Regions from separate parts of the Homo sapiens genome. Here region 1 is linked to region 2. A link is an interaction called in ENCODE POLR2A ChIA-PET data of the cell type or tissue named here. Cell type or tissue: OCI-LY7. All regions are shown on one strand. Region 1 overlaps NTNG1 (netrin G1). Region 2 overlaps NTNG1 (netrin G1).

What was found. ChIA-PET counts read pairs that join two places held together with the same protein. Peaks named below come from ENCODE experiments on the same cell type or tissue, not always from the same donor. Only the 100,000 strongest peaks of a DNase experiment are listed, where the experiment ranks them.
Region 1: POLR2A ChIA-PET joins it to region 2 with 23 read pairs; 2 of 35 experiments call an interaction of 5 or more read pairs at or near these places.

Annotation. Positions count from the first base shown.
Region 1 is chr1:107,352,290-107,357,289 of GRCh38, reverse strand. The region is part of intron 3 of NTNG1 (netrin G1); the gene reads right to left. Among named protein-coding and RNA genes, the nearest start is that of NTNG1, 210 kb to the right of the region's middle. In OCI-LY7, no CTCF peak of the experiment used is centred here; a DNase peak (open chromatin) is centred at 2,379; H3K4me3 peaks cover 674 bases; H3K27ac peaks cover 2,187 bases.
Region 2 is chr1:107,275,241-107,280,240 of GRCh38, reverse strand. The region is part of intron 2 of NTNG1 (netrin G1); the gene reads right to left. Among named protein-coding and RNA genes, the nearest start is that of NTNG1, 140 kb to the right of the region's middle. In OCI-LY7, CTCF peaks have their summits at 2,909 and 3,116 (motif pointing left); a DNase peak (open chromatin) is centred at 3,070.

The sequences.
Region 1 (5,000 bases), 77 kb before region 2:
TTTTAATTGAGATCATGGCTCAATGAGGATCAGGTCAGCAGAAAATAATTTCTTTCAAATAGTACTCTCATATACTATAGGGCATAAGTTAGTCCTCTGTAACCTAGGGAAAGAATCCATGGACACAATTGTCAGGGCCAATTCTGACTGGGGTGGGGCCTAGCAGTGAATGCATTTAAAAATTATATTTGGTGATTTGTGTTGTCTGGTTAGGCACTGCTGATTAGGCCCAGATGGAGACAGACTTGTTAAAATTCTCCCCATCATCAGATTGGTCTTTTATTTTTGAGACAGAGTCTCACCTTGTTGCCCAGGCTGGAGTGCAGTGGCATGATCCCCACTTGCTGCAACCTCCACCTCCTGGGTTCAGGAGATCCTCATGCCTCAACCTCCCGAGTAGCTAGGATTACAGGTATGCGCCAACATGCCCGGCTAACTTTTATATATTTTTTAGAGACAGTGTTTTGCCATGTTGTCCAGGTTGGTCTCAAACTCCTGAACTCAAGTGATCTACCAGCCTTGGCCTCCCAAAGTGTTGGGATTACAGGCATGAGCCACCACCAGATTGGTCTTTAATTCCTATACCCAAAGGATACAATACGTTTCTTCTAATGACTTGACTCCCTTCAGAAAATAGCCAAATTCTTCCTTAAAAAAAAATCATTCTTATAAATTGGTTAATTCATTCAACAGGACTGGCTGGCATGGTGGCTCACACCTGTAATCCCAGCACTTTGGGAGGCCGAAGCAAGCAGATCACTTGAGGCCAGGAGTTCGACACCAGCCTGGCCAATGTGGAAAAACCCTGTCTCTACTAAGAATACAAAAATTAGCCAGGTGTGGTGGTGGGCGCCTGTAATTGCAGCTACTCGGGAGGCTGAGGCACAACAATCACTTGAACCTGGGAGGTGGAGGTTGCAGTCAGCTGAGATTGTGCCACTGCACTCCAGGCTGGGTGACAGAGCAAGACTCTGTCTCTAAATAAACAAATAAATAAATTTATTCATTCATTCAATAAATATTTTTGAGAATATACTTTCTACCAGGTATGTTCTAGGTCAATATCATTTTAATCTTAGCATCGGATTAAAATTTCTTAAAGAGCTTTTAAAATATGTCTATGTGAGGCCTTATGCCAGATGTGCATAATCACTGGATACAACCCTAAGTATAACCAGGATGGAGACACTTTCCAGGCACTGAGGTGACAAAGGTGAGAAGAACAGACTAAATCCCTTTCATAGTGAATACATTTTCATGAAGGTAAAACAGCCCAAAATATGAAGACTTTTGTTTCTGCCACGACGGTGGTCTGGAATACACAAAAATCTTTTTAGGACACAATAATTTATGAACACTTTTGAGACTGTGTAAAACAATGTAGAAAAATCCACTGAGGTCAGAAATAAACAATAAAACCAGAGCATTACTGAAGCCATGGATTACCGAATCTCTGTGGCCTAGAGTTTGAGGGTGGCGGTGGTTGGACTTGTATTGTGAAAAGACCTGATGCCATTGCATCAAAGATAACCCTAAATAAAGAAGGAAACCCAAGAAAGGTTAAGGCCTCATGAGAAAGGGCAAATTAGTGTGTGTCTGTTTATATATGCACATTTCATAGAGACATCCACACTTCCTGTAAATGTTGTTGAGACAATTGGCAAGGAAACTTATTTGTTTGGGCTTGGCTCTAAGTAGTGGTTAAAAATGAACAAATATCTCGGTTTCTGATTACTACACTATGTGCTCTGAAGTTTGAATATACTCTATTGGTATGTTCCTTAAGACTGCAATCTGTGAATTATAACTTTAAATAGATCCAGTCCCCATTACCCCTAAGTAACGTAAAGAAGAAAACATAAATTTGCTTTATTATTTAAAGAATTGGGAAAGATAAATTACCATCAATTATAAGCTAAGAATTAAAAAAACTCACAAAGCTAGCAGAAAACTACTGCCTTATGTGAGAATCAGTGGAAAAAGTAAAAAGAATGATGTCAATTAAAAAAAACAATAAAAAAGTTAAAAAAAAAAAGACTAGACCTGTAAAGACTTTGAAAAGTTGAACAATCAGATCAAAATAACCATGTTTGATAGCCTTAAGAAATAAAGAGAAAATTAAAAGCACAAGTGAGGAATCAGAGACTATCAAAAATGATCAGGAAGGTTTAAAAGAAAAAAAGAAAACTAACCAAACACAATTCTAGAAATAAAATATCTGTTCACTAAAATGAAAAATTCAATGATAAGAGTTTCATGTAGAGAGAAACTCAATATAAGACAGAAGTAGCATTGCTTATCAACAGGAAAGGGTGAATTATTTTTAGGATACTAACAGCTGGGCACACTGCTCCCTTGTCTTTTAAGGTATATAATGTCAAACCCATCACACTAAAGTTTGCTATCATAAAAAACTGAAGTGTTTATTACTCACTCAGGCAATAGGCATTCCCTGGATGAGAGACAGAGCACACCCACAAAAGGGCTCTCTGAGAGTGTCCAGTGGAAGCGGATGAGGAAGCGTGCAGGCCACAAGTGGGAATTTTCAGTGATGCTAGGGGTAGACTAAGTTTTGAAAGACTGTATTGGTGAGGACCAAAAGGGGATGGGAGAGGGTCCCTGTCATGCAACTTATTGAGCTTCAGCAGAAATGAATGCAAGTGGCATTTTGATGATCCCCATGTAGCTGAGCATAGGGTTTTACCCATGGATGCAGCTGAGCGCTACAGGTTTCCACCCATACTGACTGGTGTTTAATGGTTTAATTAATATCATAATACTTGGGGTGATTTAATTCTTTTTTTTTTTTTTTTTTTTTTTTGAGATGGAGTCTCAGTTTGTCGTCCAGGCTGGAGTGCAGTGGCACAATCGTGGCTCACTGCAGGCTCCACCTCCCGGGTTCAAGCGATTCTTCTGCCTCTGCCTCCTGAGTAGCTAGGACTACAGGTGCCTGCCACCACGCTCGGCTAATTTTTGTATTTTTAGTAGAGACAGGGTGTCACCATATTGGCCAGGCTGGTCTTGAACTCTTGACCTCATGATCTGCCCGCTTCAGCCTCCCAAAGTGCTGGGATTACAGGCATGAGCCACCATGCCTGGCCAATTTAATTCTATATCTCTACAACTATTCAATAAATGGTGCTGGAACAATCAGTTATCCAAGTAGAAAAAAATAAACTGGATCTCACTTCAGGGTCATTGACATGGTTTGGGTCTGTGTCTCCACCAAAATCTCATGTCAAATTGTAATCCCCAGTGTTGGAGGTGGTGCCTTGTGGGAGGTGATTGGATCATTGGGGTTGATTTCCCCTTGGTGTTGGTTTCATGATAGTGAGTGACTTCTCATAAGATCTGGTTGTTTAAAAGTGCATGGCACCTCTCTACCCATTGGTACTGCTCTTTCCATGTAAGACATCTGCTCTGTTTTGCCTTCTGCCATGAGTAAAAGCAACCTGAGGCCTCCCCAGAAGCAGATGCTACCATGCTTCCTGTACAGCCTGTGGAAACATAAGCCAGTTAAATCTCTTTTCTTTATGAAGTACCCAGTTTCAGGTATTTCTTTGTAGCAGTGCAAGAATAAACTAACACAAAAATTGGTATTCAGGAGTGGGGCATTGCCATAAAAATATCTGAAAATGTGGAAGCAGCTTTGGAATTGGGTAACTGGCAGAGGCTGGAGGAGTGTGGAGTGCTCAGAAGAAGACAGGAAGATGAGGGAAAGTTTGGAACTTCCAAACTTTCTAGATTTGCTAAGCTGTTGTGACAAAAATGTGAATAGTGATATGGACAATGAAGTCTAGGCTGAGGAGGTCTCGGATGGAAATTAGGAAGTCATTGGGAACAGGAGTAAAGGTCACCTTTGTTATGTGTTAGCAAAAATGTTGACTGCGTTGTGCCCTGCCCTAGGGATCTGTGGAACTTTGAACTTGAGAATGAAGATTTAGGGTATCTGGCAAAATAAATTTCTAAGCAGCAAAGCATTCAAAATTTGACATGGCTGTTTCTAACAGTTTTGGCTGATATGTGTGGGCAAAGAAATGGCTTGAAACTGGAACACATATTTGAAAGGGAAGCAGAGTGTAAAAGTATGGAAACTTTGCAGCCTGGCCATGTGGTAGAAAAGAAAAGCCCATTTTTAGGAGAGGATCAAGCAGGCTACAGAAATTTGCATAAGAAAAATGTTAATTTACTTATGCAAATGTTAATATCCAAGACAATGGGGGAACAGCCTTGAAGGCATTTCAGAGACTTTCATGGCAGGCCCCCTCATCTGAGGCCCAAAAACCTAGGAGGAAAAAATGGTTTCCTGGGCCAGGCCCAGTGCCCCACCACCTTGCACAGCCTTGGCCCACTGTTCCTCACATGCTGGCTGCTCCAGCTCCAGTTGTGGCTCAAAGGGGCCCACCTACAGCTAGGACCACTGCTCCAGAGGGTGCAAACCATAAGCCTTGGTGGTTTCCATGTGGTGTTAAGCCTGCAGGTGCACAGAACTTATTTAAAAATGCAGAGCAGGAACAGGCATATTACAAAGAGAGTGTGTAAGAACTCCTGACCTCGTGAGCTGCCCGCCTTTAAGCTGATCCACACCTTAAAGCTTATTTTGAAGCTTTAAGATTTAATGACTACTATGTTGGGTTTTGGACTTGCAGGGGGCCTGTAGCCCCTTTCTTTTGGCTGATTTCTCCCTTTTGGAAGGAGAATGTTTACCCAATTGTACCTTGGAGGTAACTAACTTGTTTTTGATTTTACAGACTCATAGGTGGAAGGGACTTGCCTTATCACAGAGGGGAAATGTGGGGCTGGAGCCTCCACTCAGAGTCCCCATTTGAGCATTGTCTAGTGGGTCTGTCAGAAGAGGGCCATTGTCTTCCAGAGACCATAATTGTAGATACACCAACAGCTTGCACCTGTCACCAGGAAAAGCCTAGATTTCAGAGGATATATGGAAAAGCCTGAATGTCCAGGCAGAAGCCTGCTGCAGAAGCAAAGCCCTCATGAAG
Region 2 (5,000 bases):
CCACAGCTAAAGAAGTAAATTAACCTTCAGATTGAGAGGCCCTATAGAATAACCAAAACAGTGAGGGAAAAAAAAAAAAAAAAGGTTAGCACCGAAACACATCATACATCTTTAGGAGATATAAATTAAAAAGTTAAATCCAAAAAAATGATCCAAGAAGGTTTAGAGTAAAACACACACACACACACACACACACACACACACACCAACAAAGGAACAGGAATTCAGAAGTCATCAGACTTTTCCATCAGCAACACTGGAGGCCAAAAGCCATTGAAAGCCAAACATGGTGGTGTGCACCTCTAGTCCCAGCTACAGGTAGGACTGCAACCCATGGTGGGAGGACTGCTTGAGGCTAAGAGTTTGAGGCTGCAATGTGTTATGTTCACACCCCTGCACTCGAGCCTGGGCAACAGAGAGAGACCCCACCTTTAAAAATATTAAAAATGAAAAATAAAAGCCAATGGAGTAATGCTTTAAAAATGCCAAGGAAATACTGTTTTCTACCCAGAATTATATTCCAAGCCAAGTCATCAATGCAGAATGAAGGTAAAAGACTTTTCACTCTTTTAAAGTTAATTTTCCACATTTTTCTTTGGAGGAAGCTAAAGATGTATTCTAGAAAGATGAAGGAGAAAACAGAAGTAAGGAGAGTCAAGAAATAATTAGGCCATTCTACAGGAACAGAAAGGTAGAAACCTAGTGTGGCATCTGTGCTGCTGGCTTAGGCAGAGCTGTTAGTGTGTACACACAGGAATGCCCAGTTGGCTGTTTAAAAATGACTTCTGCCTTGATTGGTCAGTGATGATGTCACGCTAGTTGTTAAATAATTTTGCTCCAACATGAATTCAAGAGGGAAGAAAACAGGAAAAATGGTGACAATATACAACCAATTTTGTAATTGAGAAGATGAAGAACTTTAGACTATGATAAACATACATTCCATTGTCAATAACAAAACAAGGAGGAAAAGAAAAAACTGTACAAAAAAGTATAGAGATTAATATGAGGTAGATATGAGCCAAAAAATAATGTGACATTATTTTAAGCAATTTGAGGTCATTTTAAATAATCTACTTAATTTTGGTGCTGGAAATACTCTCTGAGTGACTGAAGGGTCAAGACCATAGTTCTATAGAGAAGGAAATGTAATCCTATTACTCATTTCATCCATGACCAACATCAATGTAGTCATAGTAACCCCAGTCTACTTGAATTTTAACTTTTAGAATCAACCTATGGATCAAACATGAAACCCTGGTTATGGTTATAGCACAAAATGTAACTATTAAGAATCCTAACAACATAAAAATAAGAATAACTGAGATGATCAGTGGAATGGGAGAAGGGAAAGTAGAAGAAAGTTTAGGGTCATTAAAATTCTCATGTTGAGAATTTAAGTGCTCACTGATGTTGATGGAACAAGACATCAAGAAAATCTTTTTTTTAAGTTACGAAAATAATCAACAGAAGACAAATTAATACAACAATCATCAAACAATGAAAAAAGGAGATAAACTGGTGAAAATAATGCTGCACCCATTATTAGATCCTCATATTTCATAGTGGGGAATCAGTACATATTGTCTAAAACTTCCTCATTGAAAGAGAGGTTATGGAGATAAATTCACCATAAGAACAAAAACAGAAAAGCCTAAAAGAGACTGCCTCTAGGCAGTGAAATTCAATGAATAAAAGACCTTCAATTCCTGGGTTTTCTTATCATAAGCACTTAGTCTGATTTTTAAAAAGTAATAAACACAAAATAAAAGCCTCTGTTTTGGATCTACTACATGCTTATGAATACTAAAGGAATAAAAGAATCATCTATTTCCCTGAAGTCTTTTCTATTTAATACGTGAGACAAGATCTTAAGGAAAAGACAACATGTAAGAGAGTACCTAGTAGAGTGTAGAGTATACTTATATAGGTGCTAAAGGAATGCAAATACTTAATGACAATACTTCATATTACTTTTGTAGTCTCTAAGAGATAATTGAGAGAATAGTTCTTTAGGAAATACTTCTTGGAAAAGAGTAGTCCTTCCCAATTCAAGGTATCTTCAAGGAAGTAATGGATTACTATGGGTGGGGAGGAAATGCAAAGGCCTTTTTCAACAAGATGAAGCCCATGAGAAAATATCCAGAGAGAAGTAGTGAGCTCATGGACAAATGCAGGGGCTGGGAACTAGAGTGGGATTGAGCAGGGAAACCAATCACGTGTTTTTAATAGCACTGCCTTCTATAAGTTATGCCATATATTATCTTGAATCATTTCTTTCTGGCATGAAAAATGTTATATGAAATAACGATTGGGTTTTATTTATTTATTAGAGTTAAGGTTGCTTCTAAGAAAGACTGGTTTATTTATAGGAATGCAAATTTTTAAAGCCTTTTGGAATTTAGAAAAGGCTTGTCATTTAAAACTCCTATAAATTAGATATGCTCTATTCTATACAACAGACTTACATGTTCTTTCTCACAAGATATGCAGCATCAACAATTTGTCAAATGTGATTCTTCTGAGGAAGCCATTCGAATTTAAACTGTAAGATCCAAAAAACTATGACCTTAGTAGAACATCTACTCATTAGAAACTTCCAAGCCAAAAAGATACCTTTGATTTTTCTTTGAAACATATTTGTGCCCACAGTTTCCTGTAGTGTTTTAATTTTGTTCACTTAAGTATTTTATTTTTCTCTATCATGTCAGAATTAGCTAACAATTGAAGCTTACCTAGGATTCTAAATAATTTCAAATGGTTTTAAGGTTTCCATGCACTTTCTATAGTTTCATTATTTAAAGAGAGCTTTTTGTATTTAAAATATGTTTAGATGCAAGACTGTAGAGGGAATAAAGGACATTCCCTACTGCCTCAAGGGTTTCAAGCCACTGTGGTCACCATGAAAATGTGGGCTCTGAAATCTAACTGCAAGGATTGTAACTGACCAAGGGCCCTGGCTTCTGGGCTCTGAAATCCATCTCTGAGTTTGACTAGGAAGTCCATACTGCTAAGGGTTGCTCCCAGCGAACAACTGAGTTCAGCAAGGATATTAACGCAGCCACTTCCTGAGAGATACAAAGCTCCCTCTGGTGGGCGATCTTTGGAAGATTCCCGATTGGCTGTTTGAAACATTCTTAAAACTGCACCACAGTGTAACACTTTTTCATATCTAACCTTCATTCCTTCCCTCTCTCCTTCACAAGGATTAAACCTGCATGGTGATCTGACAAATTTCCCAGCCTCCCCCAGCTTCCTCTTCTTTTTTCCTCACAGCAGTTCTCCCCAATAAATCTCTTTCATATCTAATCCTGTTACAGTAGCTGTTTCTTGGAGGACCTCTATTCACCATCAAAGATAAAATTTTAAGAATGACTGTTTATCCCATCTCTTCAATAAGACAAAAAAAAAAAAGAAGAAAATTTAAATGGCCTGGAAGGAGGCCAGGGAATACTAGGCATGAATATCATTGTTAATAATCTTATTGTACACATTAGTTTATTCATCGAACAATTAGTGACGACTTACTGTGTGTCAGGTAGAGTACTAGGTGCTTAAGATACAGAGATTGAATATGACCTCGTCTTTGACCCCTATAATTTCACTGACTGGCAAGGAAGGCAATACTCCTTGAATAAACTCTAGCAGAAGTAGATACCCAGTGTTATGGGAACTTGCTTGAAGACACAATGGATTCTTCCACATGAGAAAGGCTGAAGGTGAAGATTCAGTGATGTGAGCCTTGAAATTCGAGTAGGCATTCTCCATGTTAAGAATGCAGGAAGAAAAGCTTCCAATCAGAAGGTATGGCATAAGCAAAGGCAGGAGGGGAGGCAAGTATGTGGGATATGTGAGCAGTGGTGAACAGCAGGTATGGTCAGAGCTGACAGTGACTTTTGGGAGCATGGTAGACCTGAAAAGTGAGACAATGTTGCTATGAAGAGATAATGATTGACTGCTAATACTGAAGTCTAGTAAATAAATGTCTGCATGTACTATTTTCCTCCTCACACAAAAAAGACTGTAATCAACAAGTATTTAATAGAGTCTCCTTAGTAAGGAATCAGATTCAGAACAGAAGCTGTAAGGCAAAAAGGTCTGATCCCTACCTGTGATGTACATAGGAAGCATCAAATATATATACTCAAGATATCAAAGAATAAAACAAAACTAGATAAAATTGATTTATAGCATATTTTGTCCAGAACATATTCAGGAGGCTAACACATTTAAGTTTAGCACCTTCTGCATTCCAGCTCTGTACTAAGTGTTGTGGCATTCTCAGGAAAATAAGAGAGAAGCCCTTCTTCTCTTTTACTAGAGCCCATTGGTTTTGGGTGGAATGATGAAGGTGTGATGGTTAATTTTATATGTCACCTTGAATGGGATGCAGAGTGCAGAGACATTTGCTCAAACATTAATCTGAGTGTGTCTGTGAGGGTATTTTTGTAAGATTACCATTTGAATTGGTAAACTGAGTAAAGCAGATTTCTCTCCCTAATGTGGGTGGGCTCCATCCAGTTAGTGAATAGAACATAAAGGCTGACCCTTCCTTGAGTAAAGAACTCATCCTGTCTGGCTGCCTTTAAGCTGGGACATGGGTTTTTTTCCCTGCCTTTGGACTCTAATTGAAACATCATTGTTTCTTGGATCTTGAGCCTGCTGGTCTTTGGACTGGAACTACACCATCAGCTCTCCTGGTTCTCAGCTCTTTGGACTCAGACTGGAGCTACACATTGCCTCTCCTGGGTCTACAGCTTGCCAACTGCAGATCTTGGGACTTGTCAGCCTCTGTAATTGTATGAGCCAATTCCTCATAATAAATCTCTATATTTATTTATTTATTTTTATTTATTTATTTTTTTTGAGACGGAGTCTCGCTGTCACCTAGGCTGGAGTGCAGTGGTGCGATCTTGGCTCACTACAACCTCCACCTCCCGGATTCACGCCATTCTCCTGCCTCAGCCTCCCGAGTAGCTGAGGTTATAGGCATCTGCCAC